2 separate regions of the Homo sapiens genome follow, and region 1 is linked to region 2. Evidence: chromatin loops called from intact Hi-C (ENCODE). Cell type or tissue: GM12878. All regions are shown on one strand. Links, peaks and the distances in the headings refer to the core of each region. The heading gives the core; the rest is flanking DNA. Region 1 overlaps DENND5A (DENN domain containing 5A). Region 2 overlaps DENND5A (DENN domain containing 5A).

Region 1 (2,804 bases), core at 141-2,640, 51 kb before region 2:
TGTTAATTATCTGGCTTTTTGGCAAGCTAAAATTATATCCTTGTGAAAGTTTATTGGGATAATAAAGAAAGGGGGATGAGTTGTATAAAATGTGTAAAGAGGGGTATTTTCTGTTTTTTTAAAAATGTGGTTGCAGTAGTGGAATGCCGAGACCACATTTCCGATAGGTGGCCTTTGTTAGAGTATGCAGTGTTGGAAGGATTTTTTTTCCCTCTTCATTTCATTTCTGGTGGGTTGGTAGGGGAATCTGAACTATCCAGAGGGAATCTTTTTTTTTTTTTTTTTTTGAGACACAGTCTCACTCTGTTGCCCCAGCTGGAATGCAGTGCTGCAATAGTGGCTCACTGAAACCTCCGTCTCCCAGGTTCAAGCAATTCTGCCTCAGCCTCCCGAGTAGCTGGGATTATGAGCCGCGCGTGCCACCACATCAGGCTAATTTTTGTATCTTTAGTAGAGATGGGGTTTCACCATGTTGGCCAGGCTGGTCTTGAATTCTTGACCTCAAGTGATCTGCCCACCTCGGCCTCCCAAAATGCTAGGATTACAGGCGTGAGCCACCACTCCCAGAGGGAATCTTTGAATAAAACAAAGCAGAGTACAAATAGCAGGTTCTTCCTGAGAGTCTCCAGGGTGCATTTTCTCTCCTCAGCCTGCCTTGTAGCTCCCAAACTGATGATATCATACTCAGTAACTAACTACAGGAAATTGTAATTTGTAGCCAGGTTCTCCAAGAAGGTATTAAGGAGTCTCTAAGAAGGTGCACTCCACACAGTTAACTTACATAGCTCAGGTAGCATCTACATTCTTAAAAAGTGAACCCAGAATAAGCAAATCAAAGATGCTCGGTGTTCCTTCTTGTTTTGTGGAGAAAGGTTAAGATTCATTCCTCTCTGTCTGCAACAAATAAACATGGAGGCTGGGCGCAGTAGCTCACACCTGTAATCCCAGTACTTTGGGAGGCTGAGGTGGGTGAATTGCTTGAGCCCAGGAGTTTGAGACCAGCCTGGGCAGCACGGCAAGACTCTTATCTCTACAGAAAGTACAAAAAATTAGCTGGGTGTGGTGGCATGCACCTGTGGTCCCAGCTGCTCAGGAAGCTGAGGTGAGAAGGTCACTTGAGTCTCAGAGGCAGAGGTTGCAGTGAACTGAGATTGTGACACTGCACTCCAGCCTGAGCAACAGAGTGAGACCCTGTCTCAAATAAACAAATACAACTAAAAATAAAAAATAAAAAAACCCAAATAAGCATAGAGCTTGCTGTGTTTAATATAGACTGAGGTAATTGGATTTTGTAGGAATCTCTTCCTGTCACTTCTTTCCCTTTCTTGCAGACTCAGCATTTAGGCAAGTAATGTAGTTGTTTTTTGTGCAAGGAATTGAGGAATGTGTGAAAATTAATTTTGTTTTCTGGTTGAGGAAGCTCTTTGGGCTAGAAGGAGAAGAAGGTAATATGTGAGCAAAGCACAGATTTAGCCACCTTGAGGATATGGTGTCTGCTTGTTGGCTTTTTGAACTTGTCAGTTAGGTAAGCAAATCTGGAAGAATTGCTTCTGATTTATGTTTTCCATTATTTTTGGCACATCGTAAGTGGGGAGGCAGATGATAGTGGAGTTCAGTTTCTTTTTCTACCTCTGATGGGCGAATGTCCTGGTGAATCTTCTTTTTCTTTGTTTCTGATGGTCACCACTAGGTGACCCCAGGAGAAGGTTTTACTGTGAAATGGGGTTCATGAGTTTATTTTCCTTGTCTCTGCTTGAGAATTAAGGTTCCCAAATACTTGTGACGTATTTCTTACCTTGGAATCTGTAAGTTCCTCTGAACTGATCTGCACCTAGCATTGAGATATAAGTATCCTAGGTTCTTTCATCTTGTACTCCAATTTTCCCAGGCTCTGTGCAGAAGCTCTTGCCAGGAATTGAAGAGAAGTGGCTAGGGATAAGGATAGATGGGAAACTGGCCAGTGTGCTGTATGAACTTACTAGAAAATTGAGACTACACTGAAATAGTCTCTCTCTTTTTTTTTTTTTTTTTTTTTTTGAGATGGAGTCCTGCTCTTTTGCCCAGGCTGGAGTGCAATGGCGTGATCTCAGCTCACTGCAACCTCTGCCTGTCTGGTTCAAGTGATTCTGAGCCTCAGCCTCCCAAGTAGCTGGGACCACAGGTGTGCACTAGCACACCTGGCTAATTCTTGTATTTTTAGTAGAGACAGGATTTCGCCATGTTGGTCAGGCTGGTCTTGAACTCCTTACCTCAGGTGACCCACCCGCATTGGCCTCCCAAAGTATTGGGATTACAGGTGTGAGCCGCTTCGCCTGGCCTGAAATAGTCTCTTAATGTCACCTTTAGAAGAGAGAGGGTCCTGGTACAGTGGCTCACATCTGTAATTCCAGCAGTCTGGGAGGCTGAGGCAGGATGATGCTTGGGTCCAGGAGTTTGAGATCACCTTGGCCACTGTAGCAAGACCCTGTTTTTTTGTTGTTTGTTTGTTTGTTTGTTTTGAGATGGGAGTCTCACTCTGTCGCCCAGGCTGGCGTGCAGTGGCACGATCTCGGCTCACTGCAAACTCCGCCTCCCGGGTTCACGCCATTCTCCTGCCTCAGCCTCCGGAGTAGCTGGGACTACAGGCGCCCACCACCACGCCCGGCTAATTTTTTTGTACTTTTTTTTTTTAGTAGAGATGGGGTGTCACCGTGTTAGCCAGGATGGTCTTGATCTCCTGACCTTGTGATCCGCCTGCGTTGGCCTTCCAAAGTGCTGAGATTACAGGCTTGAGTCACCACGCCTGGCCTGTTGTTTATTTTTTT
Region 2 (2,804 bases), core at 23-2,522:
AACTGGGTGTGGTGGAGCATGCCTGTAAGGGAGGCTGAAGTCAGAGGATTGCGTAAGCCCAGGAATTTGAGAGCAACCTGGGCAACCTAGCTAGACCCTGACTCTACAAAAAAATTTAAACAATTAGCTGGGCGTGGTGGTCCTAGCTACTCTGGAGGCTGAGGTGGGAGGATAGCCTGAGCTCAGGAGGTTGAGGCTGCAGTGAGCCGTGATTGTGCCACTGCACCCCAGCCTGGGCAACAGAGTGTGACCTTATCTCAAAACAACAACAACAACAAATGTCGATTTATTTCTGGCTTGGTCAAAACAGAACAGATAAAAAACCTATTAGAAGTTCTTGTAAGGCATGTATGCTTTAAAAAAAAGTCTGTTATGATTGATTTGAACTGTACTTCCTTGGAAGCAGATTCACAAAGATAGACTCACACATAGTTGACTAATTTTGAAATTGTTCTTGGAAATGGGCTTTAGATCTTATATCTGGATCTGCTGATGTTTGTATAATCTATATGTGTTGAACAAATAATTAGTCGTTGTTTCTAGGACAATAGGACAGTCATGTTGGTGATGTCATATTCCTAATATTGTTTGAATTTCCAAGGGTCTAAATAATTGAGAATTTAAGGTACCTGTGATACACAGGTTTCAGGAGGTGGGCCTATGTAGGTGTTTCTGAGGATTAAGTTTTCCTACTGTTTCTTCTCTTTTTTTTTTGAGATGGAGTCTTGCTGTGTCACCCAAGCTGGAGTATAATGGTGTGATCTCAGCTCACTGCAACCTCCATCCCCCGGGTTCAAGTGATTCTCCTGCCTCAGCCTCCCAGTTAGCTGGGATTACAGGTGTCCGCCACTACGCCTGGCTAATTTTTGTATTTTTTAGTAGAGATGGGGTTTCACCATGTTGGCCAGGCTGGTTTGTAACTCCTGACCTCAAGTGATCCACCCACCTTAGCCTCCCAAAGTGCTGGGATTACAGGTATGAGCCACCGTGCCCAGCCCCTTACTGTTTATTCTTAAAACTCAGCCCTAAGTAAATGATGAGTGAATCATTTCACTAAAAAAAATCTTAGGTTTGTGAATCCCCTTCTCTTACCTTTTCTGGCACTCTTTGTAGAGCGGCTGAAATGAGAATATGATTTGTTTTCAGGGCCCTCATACTTCTTTATACATCTCCTTTCCCCTTATGGAGAAAATACTTTGCTCTTGCTACTGGTCCAGTCTAATTCACAGAAGGACATTTGTCTAACTTTGGCACCCCGTATAGTCCTTTATTTAGAACCAGACTCTTTAACAAGACTTCTTCCCTTAGCTAATTTAAAGAAGGGGCAGATGTGGAGAGGTGGTGGTGGGGACAGAGGCTCTAACAATCACTTCTCCAGTGATTCATAGCCTTTCTCTCCCTTTTGACCACACTTCAGATCAGCTGGTCATGCTCACCTTTGGCTCCATTCTTCATCTCACTTTTAAAAAGTTCTCCCCTTAATCACTCAGCTTTCCTATCTTCTCACACATGCATGTCATGTCTTAGGGAGCTCCTTACAGCCATTTTAGATGAGATCAGGCGCATTTAGGGTGGTTATGGCCATAGACGCCTAGAGCCATTTTAGGAAGGCGTCTTTCCTTTACAGAGAACGGTGATAGTTGTCCTGATTCCTCTCTCTGTTGTGATATTTCGTGGTTTTTACTGAGGGGATTTTCTGGCTAGTTAGGAAGAAATGAACAAACTGATAACTGAAAGTGAAGAAGCTTAGGAGGAAGAAACAGTTATCTTCTTTCAGACATGAATGCAGTTTAAAAATACATCCCAAGAATTTCAGACTGTAGACGAGATCATTATGTCAGCGGCTTGCTGCTTAATTACTTTGTACAGTAAGTGCAGGCTTACCATGGGTGGGCTCTGCAGGTGTTACAGAAAGCTCTGAGCCTAGCTCTACATAAGCTGTAGGCCTTGTTGCTGCAGCTATTACCAGCTGCCTGCTGATTTTTGCCAGTCTTTAGTGAAGATTACCAAATGTATTTTGAGGGACGAAATTTACTCAAAAAGAAAGTTTCAGAAGAATTTGTTTGGAAGAAGGATCAGGAAATAAGAGGAATGAAATTGTGGCACTTGCTTTTAATAACAGAAAGAAGGTTGGGTCCTATCAGAATTTGAAAATTGTGAATAAGTGAGCTGCTGCTTCTGATGATGGACAAAACCTCAGAGAAAATAGAGGAGAGATTGTAGTTATAAAAGCAGTAACTTTCTGACTGGAATTATTATTAGTTTCTGGAACAGGTGCCTTAGAGTTATTATAAACTTTTCTCTTTTAGAAACTTTTGAGGTGCCTTTGGGATTGATTTAGGGTAAAGGATTTTCTGACTTAGGTGCATCTCATCCTGTGATAGTGAAGAATGCATTTTCCTTAATAACCACAAGTCCCTTTAGGTTCCAGACCAACTTAGAAAAACTACATTTGTAACAGAATTTATTCTGTCAACTAGCACACGCAAACAGGACCCTGTGCAAGTGTACTCTGAATGGTTAGGCCACGTAGGTGAAAGATCTGGAGCCTCCCAGATAATAGCCTTCCTGTGAAATGGTTATTTGTATGTGTATGTTCTTTTTCCTGTATATTTGACACTGAGATCATTGAGGGTATGTGCTTTGTCTGGTTCATCTCTATTCCTCACAATATCTAAGTCCCTTGATTACTCAGTAAACAGGTATAGATTTCACTTGAATTGTCCTTGATTATGTTCCCCCGACACCTGAGATTTGTTTGTTTGAACTGTTTATATGCATTTAATTTGTCCCACACTCCCTAA

The links. Hi-C counts contacts between places; a loop is a spot of excess contacts. Peaks named below come from ENCODE experiments on the same cell type or tissue, not always from the same donor. Only the 100,000 strongest peaks of a DNase experiment are listed, where the experiment ranks them.
Region 1: it touches region 2 in a loop (3-fold over the local background); 37 of 110 quality-filtered maps call a loop at or near these places.

The regions. Positions count from the first base shown.
Region 1 is chr11:9,259,261-9,262,064 of GRCh38, reverse strand. The region is part of intron 1 of DENND5A (DENN domain containing 5A); the gene reads left to right. Among named protein-coding and RNA genes, the nearest start is that of DENND5A, 4.7 kb to the left of the region's middle. RefSeq lists a silencer at 1,143-1,202. In GM12878, for the core only: a CTCF peak has its summit at 1,677; no DNase peak of the experiment used is centred there; H3K4me3 peaks cover 374 bases.
Region 2 is chr11:9,208,017-9,210,820 of GRCh38, reverse strand. All of the region lies in intron 1 of DENND5A (DENN domain containing 5A), which reads left to right. Among named protein-coding and RNA genes, the nearest start is that of DENND5A, 56 kb to the left of the region's middle. In GM12878, for the core only: no CTCF peak of the experiment used is centred there; DNase peaks (open chromatin) are centred at 1,090 and 1,560; H3K4me3 peaks cover 812 bases; H3K27ac peaks cover 2,500 bases.